Regions from separate parts of the Homo sapiens genome. Here region 1 is linked to region 2. A link is a contact called in ENCODE Hi-C data. All regions are on one chromosome and are shown on one strand. Each heading gives the region's core, a stretch centred on a gene start or an enhancer-like site at or near the end of the contact. The rest is flanking DNA. Distances are from core to core; before and after follow the strand shown. Region 1 holds the start of LINC01333 (long intergenic non-protein coding RNA 1333). Region 2 overlaps ARHGEF28 (Rho guanine nucleotide exchange factor 28).

Region 1 (3,783 bases), core at 711-3,210, 380 kb before region 2:
TTATCATGGATAAAACTTCTTTTATTTATTATCTATTGGCTTTTTACAAATAAAACTTCTTGCATTTATTATCTATTAACTTTTCAGGTGATTTTACATTTTTCCCCATTCTTTCAGCAACCATGGACATATCATAAATCATCCTTCTTTCATCCATTTGTTCTTTCAGAAATTTACTGGGGAATCAGCTATAAACAAGGGTTTGTATTTTGTATAGTGGAAGGAATACAAAGAAGTAAAAGAAATAACCCTACCAAGAAGGAGTTGATAGCTACTAAGAAGGAGTACACTTTTACAAACAAAGTAACTGACCTGCAGAAAGAGAACCTGCAGAAAGTGCTAGAATCAGCCAAGAAAGTGCTAGAATCAGCCAAGACTTCTAATTGGCAAGCCGAAGCCCTCCCCATAAACAACCCCCTACTGGTTGAATACTGAGGTGACACACTCAGTTGCATCAGCTCTAAGATTCAGGTCAATGTCTCTTATTATTTTGAATGGCATCTGATTATAGATTAATACGTGTTTTGTCTAAGGTTACCTTGAAGTGTCTTCGTTTGTCCTCATGGAAGTGACTGAGCATGCTTGATTTTTTTCCATGTTGCTTAGCTTTCAGATACAAATTAAGCAATATATTGTATTCCTTCTGTCTAACCATGTGGTTGGTATAATTTCTCCACAGACAGCTGAATTCAACAGCCTGTGTGTAGTGATTCAACATAAGTAAGGACAAAACGGTAGGTGGTAAAGGTTGTCAGAAGGACACCTGGGCCTTCACTAGGTGCTGCCACTAAAGCCAGGCCATCAGATATGGCAAACCTCAGGGTGCTGCCAAATCTTACAGACCAAATTCTTTTCACCTGGGAATTTTACCCATTCATCAGACCCAATATTTCTCCTAAGTCAGGAGACACGATGAGAATTTTATCAAATCAATTCTGCAGTTAGTAACTTGACTACCATCTAGCATGTTATTCTAGCCATCTATCCATTTCTTCAAATCATAGACTATTTCAGGATATTTCCCCAATCATACTCGGATCTCAAATGATAGGCTGAACTCACTCTGCCTCTTTTGAGTGACCACTGTGCTCAACAGAAGCACTGATGTTACCATGGTTTCCTTAGTGACAGAGATATTACAAAGGGGAGAGTATGGTTGAGGAGGCAAAGCATGAAAGGGAAAAGGGGCCTTGATATTCCTGTGTGCAGAGTGCTAGCCAGACTTCACTGCCTCACACTGGGGACAGTTGTCCAGCTCATGAAAGATTGCTGTCAGGGGATAAAAGCCTCGTTTGGCTCACTTAAGATTTGTGAAGTATGTTCTGTGCATCAGGCATTTTACCATTTTAATTTCCAGAAAAGACAGCTAATTTTTCCTGTGCATCTGGGATGTTCCCCCAGGATAGCAGAGATGAGAAGGCAGTTTTGTGGTGCCACAGTTGTATATGGGCTTAATTTGAAATGATTAGTTTCATTAGCCTTGATATTCTAATTGTATCTCTACATTTCACCATCTTGCATAGAGAATATGCAAAACAAAGGGCTATTGAGCCAGGGTTGGAAGGAGCCCTGATTTCGATTGTTTCTCATTTTCCTTTTGGTTTTCAATAGAAATCAATCCCTAGTGTTCAGTAAGGCCTCCGAGCCATTGGAGCCATTTAGCAGAGCCCTGCTAGGGTGTGCGCTTACCTGGACAGGTTCCTGACTAGTCATCCACTGCTGTCAGGACTTAAGGATGATGCTTATCAAGGTTCTTCTTATGCTGCTAGAGAAACTGCCACCTATTTCTCAGAGATTCTTTCCTGGGTAGAGGTACCTAAATGTTGCCCCAAGTTCCATGGAGTGTGATAGCCACCAGATTTGACTTCAATAATATTCTTCATCTCAGAAGCCGGGGTGACTGGGCAACTTGTAACATTTTGTGTTTGTAAGGTGGTGGGATTTTATAGAATAATGAATCTTCACAGAGCCCTGGGTTGCTAGGGAACCTCGATTTAGTTCCACTTTGGAATGAGGAAAATATGAAAAGAAAAAGAGAAGTAAATTTCTTAGAATTTCCCCACTCATGTTTCAGTGCTGATACAGAATTCCAGAATGACTGAGTATCCTAAGCCCATGTCAGTTATCTCTCAAGGTTGAAAGGAGAAACCCGGCGAAAGGATAGGGCAGTAAAAGAGAACTGAGGTGGCTGTTTGAAAGGGGCCATGTCTCCTCGGAGACACGTGTCTCTCTAGGAGGATCACTATACCGCATTGTTTCTCCATGGCTCTCATGTACTCTTTTGAGACCTTAGTGTGCTGTTTCTAGATCAACAATTTATGATATTTATTGAGCACCTGCAATGTGTCCAGCTTTGTGCTTGGTGATGTGAAGGCAAGAGATGTAAGGACCTGGTTTCTAATCTTCAAAAAAGTCTACACTGTGGTTGAAGTGGTGAGGTTTATTCAACTAAATTAATTTAGAAACTATATCAGATAGATAACATATAGAAGCTTATGCTACCTGTTTGCGGGTCAGAGGTTCCTTTCTTGCCATTGGAAAAGAGAAAGGAGAGAAAACACCAAGTGTCAGAGTCACTGGGAAAGGCTTCTAGAAGGAGGAAAAGCTTAAATTGTGGAAAAGAATAAGAAAGTCTGATAGGTCCCTGATATTTGTGAGCTTCTAATTACACCAATATCATGATAATTTCTTCCACAACAGAAACACAAAGAGAGTTTTTGCCTCCGAAATGACAAGCAGAGAACCACAAGGCAATGTTGAGATGCAGAGGGTGGCAGTTTCCCTCCTAGCAGAGTGACTCACTCATGCCTCCACTCCAGGGTGCAGGGCTTAGATTCATGACAGGTAAGAACAGGCCATAGGCCTTACAGGTGGCTTTCGAATACATGAAACCAGGGATCTACTGTATTTCAAGATGGGGAGATTTAGCATGAGGCACAGAGGTGAGACTGGTGAAGAATCTGTTCCAGCTAGGATGAAAGTTCGTGGAAGGAAGCAACAGGAACAGGGTCTGCTCGTAAAGGGTATTGAGGTTAGACCCGGTGCAATGATTCAAGAGGAATTCTTATATCTTATTGGACAAGCTAAAGATACGGGATAAGGGCTGTTTTAGAAACACTTCAATGGGAGTGGCATAGGAAAGAATTGGAGGGGAAGGAAAAACTAGAATCAAGGAGATGAGTTAGAATGTAGATTTTATGAGAGGATGGAGATTGCACTGGCAGAAAAGAAAGGGCAAGTCAGCAAGATTCTGCAAATAATAGGCTTTGGTGATAAATTTTCATAGACTATGAGGAAGGAGATGAAGAAAAAGGAGGGTAAGAAAAGACGGTCTTAGCGATACTCCACAACTTCCCGATACTCCGTTGTCTAAAGTAGTTTCTCCACTGTGCATGTGTGCTGGGTGATGCTTCACATGCAAAACACTCCGTGGGCCCATGGTTGTAGTTCTCTTTTTTGAAAAATTACAAACATTTAAAATTGTGGTAAAATGTACATAGCATTAAATTGATCATATTAGCCATTTTTGAGTTATACAGTGCGGTAGTGTCAAATACATTCATATTGTTGTGTAGCCAGTCTCCAGAACCGTTTTCATCTTGCAAAACAGAAACTCGGTACCCATTAAACAACAACTTCACATTATCAACCACCCCTCTCCTTTCTGTCTGTAACTCTCATACAGTATTTTTCCTTTTATGACTGGCTTATCTTACTTAACATCATGTCCTCAAGCTTCATCCATATTGTTGTGTGTGTCAGAATTTCCTCCTTTTTTAAGGC
Region 2 (3,404 bases), core at 772-3,271:
TAGAGCTCTCTAAGATTAGGAAATGCAGTGCCCATATAGTCAGCCACAGAATGGCCAAGCCCAATGAGAAAGGAACATAATAGGTGTCAAAATCATTCATCAATATCATTAAGATATGTTCGATTGTGTGCACAAATGTCTCCTGTGACTAAATATGGGTTACTGTTCATGGGATCTTAAACCGCTGCTATTGCTGAAAAAGGGATGCCCATTTATTTTTTAAAATGGGTGAAAGTCATGGAAATACAGTATATACTCCAGCTATGTGTAAATCAACTATATTTGCATCTGCAGAGCACCTTCCCTCAGAATATCTGTCAGTCAAGAATTGACTTCAAGGCTCAAATAACATATTTGGCACTTTACTGATGTGGTCAAGGGGTGGGGGTAAAAAGTGAAAGAATGAAGGAGACCCTCCAGCCTCACCATTATGCTGTTAATCACAGATCTGTTAATACTACACAAAGTACTCAGCAAGAGCAGCCAGGTTCCTAGGGAAAATCAAGCCAGTTTCAGCTCTGACTGGGTTTGATGTTTTCTGGTTACCTAGCAACAGCAGGACACTGTGTATTCTCCCTTTTTCTGATAAAATCCTCTAATATTATATTTTCAAGGAGAGACAAAAGGGAGGCTTGATTTGAAGAAAGACACTTGCTGCAAACCATTTTCCCTGCACTTGTTCCACTGACCACTCACCCTCAGGCTCAGCCATATGGCAAAATTACAAATAACCAGCTTGTGTTAGAACAAAAACCTGAGTAGGAATGGAAGTCCAGGTGGGAAAGGAGGGCAAATAGCTCTGAGGCCCACCTGCTTATTTTTCAGTCATTAAGAAGAGGCCACATACACCTACTACAAACTTATAAAAATTAAAATTAAAAAAAAATTTAAAGAACATAAAGAAAAAAAAGAGGCCATTGTAACCCTCGCCACATTTTCTTCAAAGCCTCTATTATTTAGATGGATATACACACGTGCAGACATTCCAATGACACAAATGCTTGTGGCCTTTGCCCTCCTGACAAGGATCTTTGGTTGCTAGAGAAGGCAGTAAGCAAGGCTTGGCAGGAATGAAAGGAAAACTCTTCCCAGAAGGCTCCATCTTTGGGGACATGGTGGCCTTGCCACACCTCATTTCATCCCATCTTCCAGTAGGAGGTGGGTCAATGGAGGAGGAGCAGCCAGGGCCACAGGAGCCGATGAAGGTCCCTGGAGGAGCTGCACCAAGGCTGGACTGTGCCTCTGAAGCAAAGGAGGACCCTCAAGGCAGGGGAGGGGAGGAAGAGAGGTAGGGAGGCATGGGGGTGAGGCTGCAACCACAGCTCTGCTCAAAGGCTTAGCCCATCCCTGACCCTTTAGATGCCAATAGGCACAAAGCTTGATTCTACTGCCCCTGATCCTAAATGCTGTACCTCAAATTCCAGGAACTCACTAACAACTGAAAGCATACCTGCAGAAGGTGCCTCTAACTGCCACCATTTACAGAGCACAGGAGTTGTCCCAGGTCTTTTACATTCGTCATCTCTCTCTAAGTCTCAAAATGCTAAAACCCACAATTTACAGGCTGGGAAACCGAGGCTCAGGCTAGTGAAATTCTGACCCACATCATGCAGCTAGGAAGTGATCTGGATCTACGCTCAGAGGATGGCAGCCACGTGATGACTCCTTGCTCTAATGATCAAGACTCTCGTGCTTCTCATTTCTCTTTGTGCTGAAAATGGCTTGGCCATCTTTTCTGAATTAAGAGATCCTCAATGTTTAATACTTTCCCTCCCTTACATACTACATTTTGAAGAGTCACTTGCCAAAAAAAAGAAGAAAGCAAAGGCAAAAAAAAAAAAAAAAGACATATTAATGTTAAGCTTCTCAAAACTGACACAGCAATTGTTATAGAACTAGGAACCTCCCTTAATCGGGCGAACAAAAATATTCCCAGGCAATGATTTCCTTGTCAGGGCAACATTACAAATCAACCTGGAATGCTCTGAATCCTATTTTACCACACTGGGAGACAAAGCATGCCTGTGGTCACAACACGCAGTCACACTTCCAATTCCTTTTCCCAGCCATAGACTGAAGCTATTTCACCTCTAAATACAAATATGCACAGCTAAATTGCTGATGTTTAATTTTATACAACTTCAAAAAAATGCCCCCAAATTTCCATCGAGCAGACACTGGCAGACTGAACAGGTCACCAAAGCCACAACAGTCCTGCCTCCTTACCAACAGAAGGGCCAGCCAGAGCACAAAAATTACTACATTGAGGATGAAAAATCATCCAGTGAATGAGGCAGCTGGGAGGTCATTGCTGACACATCTGACAATGCCGGACACACTGGAAGCCCTTAATCTATGTAGGTTTTCTTCATCTGGGGTGTGAAACATGGAGCAAAAAATTCAAAATAGTGATATTTTGAGGTACATGGAAAATCCCCTTAATGGCTTCAAGAGAAGACTTGTTCAAAACAGCCAAATTGAATATATATCAGAAATAACTCTTTTTTAAGTTACATTGTATGCTCTACTTCAAGAAGATACAGAACCAAGAATGAACGGGGATGGGGATGGGGAGTTGTGTGTGTGTGTGTGTGTGTGTGTGTGTGTGTGTGTGTGGTGTAGTGTAGAAGTTTAATCAGAACTTTTTCAAATAAGAATAAAAATACAGGAGAAACACATTCCTAGGTGAGAGCTTGTTGTGCCCTAAGGTGAACAGCCCATGTTGTAATTCCAGATGTATTACTGGAGGTGGTTGTGGTTGTATGTCACCTGGACGGGAACTCAATTTCCTTCTCCATGTTCCTTCTTGGTTTCTACCTGAACTATGTAGGCAAGGTCAGACAGTCTGTCTTTGAAATTAGAAACCGTTTGGTGATTTCTGATTTTGTTACTCCATTTCAACTCTGAAAGAACCAGCACAGCAATTGTATATTTCTCAAGGCCAGCCACCTTTTTCCACACTTTTTACCCTAGAGAATATGATCATCATATAGAACCCTAAACTGAAAAAACATTTGTTAATATTAAACCTCACTGACTCAGAAAGCAGAATTCTTGCTATATAAAAGTAATCACCCAGTTTCATTTGTGATCGAATTGCCTGTAAATCGATGGACATAAAAATGTAATAACATATTTCTAATAAGCAAGGAAATAGCAATACAATCATAATTTGGTCAACTAAAAACGAATATTATTATAATGAAACAAAACTCAAACTACAAAAAAACATTTCAGCCAAGTATCTCAACACAATTTTGCCTCTTGACATAAAAGAAATAATTTGATCCCTAACATTATCTCTGGAAACTAAACAGAGCGAGCATTATTAACCTTTAGAGCAAATAAGCTAAAACACATAAAAGCCCCAAAGCCTGACTAAACCAAGTAGAAAAGTGGGATCT

What was found. A loop is a pair of places that touch in the nucleus more often than their neighbours do. Pooled maps may share reads with other maps.
Region 1: a loop to region 2 is called in a map of ascending aorta, with 1.8 times the contacts of the local background. The contact joins the promoter of LINC01333 here to the enhancer-like site in region 2. A Hi-C loop is called at or near these places in 2 of 168 maps with a recorded cell type or tissue (PC-9 and ascending aorta) and 5 of 50 pooled maps.

The regions. Positions count from the first base shown.
Region 1 is chr5:74,319,764-74,323,546 of GRCh38, reverse strand. LINC01333 (long intergenic non-protein coding RNA 1333) reads right to left here and starts at 1,960. Exons shown (of 5, transcript NR_197443.1): 1 at 1,690-1,960.
Region 2 is chr5:73,937,373-73,940,776 of GRCh38, reverse strand. The region is part of intron 35 of ARHGEF28 (Rho guanine nucleotide exchange factor 28); the gene reads right to left. Among named protein-coding and RNA genes, the nearest start is that of LINC02122, 160 kb to the left of the region's middle. Within about 2 kb of position 2,021, at least 7 of the 41 ENCODE cell types and tissues checked have a DNase peak (open chromatin) inside an H3K27ac peak, as active enhancers do; they include PC-9, where a contact is called at or near this core.